Regions from separate parts of the Homo sapiens genome. Here region 1 is linked to region 2. A link is a contact called in ENCODE Hi-C or POLR2A ChIA-PET data. All regions are on one chromosome and are shown on one strand. Each heading gives the region's core, a stretch centred on a gene start or an enhancer-like site at or near the end of the contact. The rest is flanking DNA. Distances are from core to core; before and after follow the strand shown.

Region 1 (4,172 bases), core at 1,589-4,088, 220 kb before region 2:
AGTGGACAGACACTGCACAAAAGAAAAAGAATTCACAATCTTAAGGCAGAGATGCCAAAATCAGCTCAGACAGTGGTTTCCCACAATCTGGCCTGGTTTGATCTCAGCAGCCTCCTTTCTTACCACCTCCTTCCACATCCGAGGGACCAGTTCTCAGGAACCACCCAGCAGTTTCATGCCCCTTATCTTTGCTGGAAAAGCTCCCCTGCTGTACATAATAATCTCCAAATATCTTCCAGGAATCTGCTTGAATCCCCTCTCCTTTAACGCTTTCCTTGACCCACTCCCTGGTAGAATTACTCACACCCTTCTCAATACTTTGAAGACACCTCCACTGAAGCATTTTGTAGTTTTAATCATTTATTTATATATCAAACTTATCCACAAACACTGTAAGTCCCCAGTGACTGCAACTGTGCCTTGCTCATCATGTGTGCGTGTGTGTGTGTGTGTGTGTGTGTGTGTGTGACTGTACTGTGAGTGTGTGTGTGTGATTATCTTTCTGTCTCCCCAGGTCGGGTAGTGACTTCAAGCCAACTCCCCTAACATTTGCCCTGGGAACCTCAGCCAATAACCTTCCAGGAACAGCCCACATAAAGATCTGAAATGTCTTGGCCAGACAGTATGAAGTTAGTTCTCGAATCAGTTGTTGGGAGTGAGGGAGGGGAGAGTCAGTCAATCAGACCTTGCCACATACTCCAGATTCTTCCCTCCTATGCTACCCTGGCCCATGGTAGGTACTCAGTATTTCATGAATGAATGAATCTTAGAAACGACCAAATTCAATCCCTTGCCTATCAAAAGTACTCAATAAATGTCTGTGGAAGGACAAGCAACTGAGGCTAACCTGAGCCAGACTGCCCAGTTCTGAATCCCAGTACCACTAATTACTACCAGTGCAACTTAAGCAAGCTTCTTAATCTAAGCCCCGATGTCCTCATTTATAAAATGGGTATAGTGGGATTGAGTTAGTTAGTATATGGAAGCAGTTGGAATAGTGTGTGGTACATGGCTGGTGCTGTATCACTATTCTCTCTCTCTCATACACACACACACAGACACACACACACGTGCTTGTAAGTATTCTTGCATCCTCTTATAAACTATGAGGCTGGGTTCATAGCAGACACACAATAATTGCTAAAAAATAAAAATTGCATTGAGACCCACAGTTGGGGCCTCAAATATATTTTCTTAATGATTTTATTATAACAAAGGATATCCAGAATAGCCTTTGTGAAGAGTTACAACTACATAGTTGATTAATAATGAAAACTCCCCATTGTTGCAAAATACCAATTTTCACCATGTAGGTTTCCATTATAAGAGCATTTCTTACTCCTTCCCACTTTTACTTTACCCTAGGAAGACAGATGCAGAGTGAGGTTGCTTTACAAACTCCTCTGGTTCAAAGAATTTCAATTTTAAGATACACCATTATGGTCAGCCAGCCACAAGACAGAATATTAAATTAACATAAATCACTGGCAAAATTTTATATTACATTAAACATATGATTTATGAAGAGAGTGGTATAGACTAGGAGCCAATATAGTTTTAATAAAAATAAGTTATGCTAAAACAATCTAATTTCTCTTTTTGATTCTATTGGAGGAATATGGGCAAGTGAATGATCTAGTCTCAGAGGAGCCTGACAAAGCCTCTCAAGGCATCTTTACGTTAAGGGTAAAATGATGGCTCTCTGAATACACAGACTGCATATTACTTTTCTTAATTTACCCCCCTCGTGCCAGGTACACAGCAGATGCTTAAAGAATGTGTTGGCCACGCGCAGTGGCTCACACCTGTAATCCCAGCACTTTGGGAGGTCGAGGCGGGTGGATCACGAGGTCAGGAGTTCAAGACCAACCTGACCAACATGGTAAAACCCCATCTCTACTAAAAATACAAAAATTAGCCAGGGGTGTTGGCACACGTCTGTAATCCCCGCTACTCAGGAGGCTGAGGCAGGAGAACTGCTTGAACTTGGGAGGCGGCGGGTGCAGTGACCTGAGATCACGCCACTGCACTCCAACCTATGCGACAAGAGCAAGACTCCATCTCAAAAAAAAAGAAAAAAAATGAATGAATGTGTTCTATACAAACTGAATATTCTTGATTGTTGATTTTGTTGTAAAACTAAAGCTAAGCCCACTTTGGAGAATAAACTCAAAGGGATAATCTCAAAAATGTTCTGTTCAAAGATGTTCATGATACAAAGAACACAGAGTGAAACCTAGAAAAATCCCAAAGGCTCAATAACCAGGAAGCGGTCATGTTTGTATGTGTAATGTGACACACTTGTTTAAAAAATTAGAAAGCTAGACCTCTAGATAAACTCAGTGAGTTGAACACAAGCCTCTGCGTTCTCCCTTTTTCCACCCTCCAGATACTAATTTAACCTAGAGAATGAAAGAAAAAAAAAAAAACAAAAAACAGTGGAGGTAAAAAGAACAAGAAAAACAGTGACTGGAGTCATATCAATACTGGAAATGAGGAAAGGGTGCCATCCAAATGCCAAAGGTCTCAAAGGCTGTCTACTGGTTCTACCTGGGCCACAACTGAAAAAAGAACCCAGAGGAATCTAACCCATGTCACCGAAGTTACTTCAGGTTATTGAGGTTACTTAATAAGTAGAAAATGTCCTTGAACCCCCTTTACACGCACGCTAATTTGAAAGTGTGATTGTCAGTGGGGAGTAGAGGACATGGAAGGTTTGGCAGTGGGGCAATCCAGGACCACCAAGGAGTTGGCTGCTGTGACTGTGACCAAGGGGATGCCAAGCACAGGCAAATACACCAAGTGTGGGCCACCAGCAGAGGGCACCCCGCCCACATGGCCTTCTCCCCCCGCATGATGGGTAGAGATGGAAGCAGCAGCTCATAGGAACATGAAGGCATCTGGGTTGGCTGCCCTGGGGTGTGTCCAACAAGCCCAAAGCAGGCCAGACTGCAAATGCTGGGGGGACTGAGCTCTACTGAGATGGGGGGAGCAGCTAAAACACAGAGAAAGCCAGGCTTCTTTCCCATCTGACAGATAACTAGTAATCTATGGATCTAAGACAATGCTAACAACATCAAGTAGAAACACAGAGGATCCAATATAATCCACTTGTTCTGATGGGGGCAAATAGCAGGTCTGAATTATTATCTCATCAGAGGCAAGTAAACCATAAAAACAACTCAAAATGGCATTAGCTCATCACTCAGACCTAAGAAAACCAAAACACAAAAAAAGCAAGAGTCCTCAATAACAGATAAACATGCATTTGAAAAAGATGAAGCCCATAAAACAGAACCCTTTAGGCCAGACTTACTCTGTGTTCCCATTAAAAGAAAAAGAAAAAAAAAAGCCTAAAGAAAGTGGAAAGAGAATCTAAAAATGAAAGCATAAATTAAAACAGAAAAGAACAAAAGTTATAAACAAAAGCAAAATTTAATTCTTCTGAAAGATGAATCAGATAAACTAAAACTTAGGAAATCTGAACAATATAGAAAAAGGAAAATGGCCCAGGTGTAGTGGCCTCAAACCTATAATCCCAGCACTTTGGGAGACCGAGGCAGGTGGATTGCTTGAGCCCAGGAGCTCAAGACCAGCCTGAGCAGCATGGGGAAACCCTGTCTCTAGTAAAAATACAAAAAGTTAGCCAGGCGTGGTGGCTCAAGCCTGTAGTCACAGCTACTCAGGAGGCTGAGGCATGAGAATTGCTTGAACCTAGGAGGCAGAGGTTGCAGTGAGCAGAGATCGCACCATTGTACTCCAGGCTGGGCGACGGAGAGAGATGCTGTCTCAATAAAAAATAAAAAAAGAGGAAAATGGAAAAAGGGAACAGGCAATAACTATTTAGAACTTGTGTCTATGTATGATTGTAAATTAAAAGGTTGTGCTGTGAATAACTATGCCAACAAATTTGGACATCTATATGAGCTAGCTGGCTTTCTAGGAAAAATTATGTGATCAAGGTGAAATTAAATAGAGAGAAAAAACCTAAACAGATAAATAACCACAAAACTGTTGTCAGAGAACATCCACGAAGAGGTAAGCTGGGTCCCAAGTGTTTCACAGTGAGCACTCATGAACCTTCAAAGAGTAAGTCCTACTTTATTCAAATATTCTAAGACATAATTTTAAAATGCAGAAACCTTTCAAATCATTTCATGATGACTATCTAT
Region 2 (3,747 bases), core at 699-3,198:
CATTCCCTGCCCTGACTCCATGGCGCCCTGTCAGGGAGGTTAGGTAAGTTCAAATCCTTTAACATACTATTAAGGTCTCTGTTGATGTGGCCACGGCCACCTCTCAAGCCTCATTTCCTACGACCATGGCCTCTTCCCACACTTCTTGTGGTCCCCTCTTCTCTAAACCCCCTACTGGTGAGAATCTGATTCTTTGGCTTGATATGCTGCCCTTCTCTTTCCTCACCTGGCCAGCCTCTTCAAAACTGAACCTGCGGCTACTTCCTATTGGCATCTTTCCAGACCCCCTTTCTGCCTCAGAGATTTATTTAGCTTCCCTTCACCCATGCCTGTATCATCTCAAGGGATTTGCCTTTGCTGTACTGTTATCATTGATTTGCTTGTCTGTCTCTCAGACCTAATAATTTCCTGAAGGCAGAAACTATGACTTAATTATTCACTCATCAGTGAGGACCTACTTGGGGATATGGAAATTCAAAAGGCATGGTCCTGTTCTTGGGACATTATAACCTATTGTCTAGTATGCAGTCGTTGTCGAATAAATGAATGAAGAATGAATGAATGTTTACATACTGCCAGCACCATCAACACTTACAAAGTGAACGTATAAGACTCTCTCAAGTCAGACACATAAATTTTCCTCAGATCACTTTTATTGTAATCATTCAAGGGATTAGACAGTTTTCTCCCGGATAGTGTAACCCAAACCCAGCCACCCTGTATACGCAGAAGAGTGACAGATGAGCTCCCAGAGTTCATGAAGCAGCCATGTAAACGGAAAGAACATTGACTGGCGTGGGAGTCAGGAACGTGAAATCCCAAGCCTGGAACTGCTCCTGTGGTCTCAGACAAGGCACTAATTATCTCTAAGCCTACAATGCCAGGACTACGTGATCTTACATTTCCTTCATACTCTAGAAATTTAGACTTATTTATGTTCCTTTCATGTAACTTTGGTTAAAGTAGAAATGTTAAAAAAAAAAAAAAAAGACATAGATTGGTTTGTGTGTTTGTTCTGAACTTTTTTTATTTTATTTCTTTTTATTTTTTATTTTTATTTTTATTTTTTGTTTTTATTTATTTATTTATTTTTTATTTTTTAACCTAGGGGTGTCCCTAGGTTGCCCAAGCTGGTCTTGAACTGGGCTCAAGCAATTCTCCTGTCTCAGCCTCCCAAAGCTCAGGGATTACAGGCATGAGCTACTGCACCCCAGTCTGTTTTGAACTTAACATAGCTATTAATATTTAATTGGTGTGGCAGAGACTGCTATTTTGCCTACCCAGTGTCCATTCTCTCTTACTCCTCACAGAGAGTCCAAATTTGTTAAGGCAGCAATGTGCTCACTAAAATATTTTTCCCAGCTTCCCCTGGAGCAAGGGTGGCCCTATGACACAGTCATGGCCAAGGACACGTAAATGGAAGGGGTTCGCATCATAATCCTGAAAGACAAAATTCTGAACGCCATAGTTCCAAATGTTGAAATCCCGAAAGATCAAAATCCCTAAAGTCTAACATCCCCAAAATCACAATCATAGGATAGCTACATCATGTTAGGTGGAACTATTACCTTGTTATTGTCTTTATTTGGAAATTAAGTATGGTTTAAGGAAATGCATATGAGTGATAAACTGACATGGGGTGAACTTGTGGACTTAAATTCAGGTGTCAATTTGACTGGATTAAGGAAGACTTAGAAACCTAGTAAAGCATTATTTGGGGGTGTGTCTGTAAGGCTGTTTCCAGGAGAGATTAGTGTGTGAGTCTGAGTGGATTATGTGAAGATCTCGCCTGAATATTGGCGGGCACCATCTAATCAGCTGGGGCCCCAGACAGAACAAATACAGAAGGTGAATTGTTCTCTCTCTGAGAGCTAGCATAGGCTTCTTTTTCGCTGCCTTGGACATCAGAACTGGAGGCCTCCAGCCTTTGGACTCTGGGACTTACGCCAGCAGTTCCCAGGTCCCGGCCTTTCAGCCTCAGGCTGAGAGTCACATCATTAGCTTCCCTGGTTCTGAGGCCTTTGGATTTGGACTGAACCACTATACCAGCATCCCAGGGTTTCCAGCTAGCAGACAGCCTGTTGTAAGACTTCTCAGCCACATAATCGCATGAGCCAATTCCCCTAATAAATGCCCTCTCATGTATATATGCATATTCTATTAGTTCTGTCTCTCTGGAGAATCTTGACTAATACAGATTTGGTACTGGCAAAGCCAAGTATCATTCCTTCTTACTGTATTCCTTACAACACAACAGAAGAGACTACGAAATGTTCCCTTGCAAAAGGGCTGTGATAAGTTAAATATACAAGGTTACTAAATGGTGAAAGATAAAAGTTTAAAAGCTAATTATTATTGGTGCTGCACAAGCAGAAAATTGCTTAACTGCAGCAGCCAAGCAACAAGCAGACTTTCAGATGGATAGCATATACTTACAAAATCTGTAGACCACAACCACCCTCCAAATACAAGTGCAGCAAGTGTTTCAAAGATCACAGAAAACACAGGCCAAAAGTGCAAGAAATCTCCCCGGCCAAATTATTCAATCATGTAAGACTTCTGCCCCTTCACGTATAGCACCATGCTTCCATTCAAAAAACGCCCTCCAGCAGAAAATAAAAAGAATTCAACAAGCTCAGTGACCTTCTGAACCAAAGATACTTGTTGATACTGAGGTTCTTCAATGTTAAAAAACAAACAAACAACATTAAATGGTGAACTATTCTTGATTAGTTATTTGACTGTCAAAGACAGATTTCTTATATTTACCACTAAATCTAACACAGAAGAACTAGCACATGCTTCACGTTAGCTAATAAACTGCACTTTCAAAATCATTCCCACTGTTTATCAACTATATACAATTCATGTCCCTGTTAGATCTGAAAATTCTAGAACTTATCCACTCAATTATGTATTAATGACAAGAAAAAGTAAAACACTTAATAAATGCTTATTTGGGCCAGGTGCAGTGGCTCACACCTGTAATCCCAGCACTTTGAGGAGCCGAAGTGGGTGGATCACTTGAGGTCACGAATTTGAGACCAGCCTGGCCAATGTGGTGAAATCCTGTTTCTACTAAAAATACAAAAAAAATTAGTCAGGCATGGAGGCGCACACCTGTGATCCCAGCTACTCGGGAGGCTGAGGCGGGAAAATCATTTGAACCCGGGAGGCGGAGGTTGCAGTGAGCTAAGATCATGCCATTGCACACCAGCCTGGGTGACAAGAGCAAAACTTGTCTCAAAAAAAAAAAAAAAGAATTCTAAAAGGAATTTCAAAGTGTTACCAATAAAGTTTGTGTTTCCCATTCAGCCTAATGCATTTGGCAGGAAATTCAGATGAGCTGATTGGCTACAATGATATGGCAATGATACAAACTTCAGTTAAAAGCGTCATTTGCCTGCACTGGCATTCCTTTCAGCAAGATGACATTCCAGAAGCTTTTAATGAATTAAAGCCATATTGCCTGAAGAAGCCAGCAATGTACTGACTAGTTCAAAAATAATTATGTGCACAATAGGATAAGAAGACACTTAATGCAATGGTGTTGCTGTTTCATCACCAGTATTGCTTCTGCCAAATTTGTGGTCTCTGTATGAGTACATGTAGAATGAATTTCCACCTACTCACAATACAGAAGCATGGCACAGAAAACGGGGAAATTTAATAGGCAATGCTCATGTTGTTGTATATGGAATCATACAAGAATTTCAAAAAGAACAGTACCACATATAGAAGGAATGT

The links. Hi-C counts contacts between places; a loop is a spot of excess contacts on that map. ChIA-PET counts read pairs that join two places held with the same protein, here RNA polymerase II (POLR2A). Pooled maps may share reads with other maps.
Region 1: a map of naive thymus-derived CD4-positive, alpha-beta T cell shows a loop between it and region 2 (3-fold over the local background). The contact joins two enhancer-like sites. A Hi-C loop is called at or near these places in 2 of 168 maps with a recorded cell type or tissue (OCI-LY7 and naive thymus-derived CD4-positive, alpha-beta T cell), 1 of 37 single-sample maps with no recorded cell type and 3 of 50 pooled maps. POLR2A ChIA-PET finds 5 or more read pairs at or near these places in 1 of 52 experiments (activated CD4-positive, alpha-beta T cell).

Annotation. Positions count from the first base shown.
Region 1 is chr9:112,792,062-112,796,233 of GRCh38, reverse strand. All of the region lies in intron 1 of SNX30 (sorting nexin family member 30), which reads right to left. Among named protein-coding and RNA genes, the nearest start is that of SNX30, 43 kb to the right of the region's middle. RefSeq lists an enhancer at 431-725. Within about 2 kb of position 2,838, at least 2 of the 41 ENCODE cell types and tissues checked have a DNase peak (open chromatin) inside an H3K27ac peak, as active enhancers do.
Region 2 is chr9:112,569,137-112,572,883 of GRCh38, reverse strand. All of the region lies in intron 1 of KIAA1958, which reads right to left. Among named protein-coding and RNA genes, the nearest start is that of HSDL2-AS1, 83 kb to the right of the region's middle. Within about 2 kb of position 1,948, at least 5 of the 41 ENCODE cell types and tissues checked have a DNase peak (open chromatin) inside an H3K27ac peak, as active enhancers do.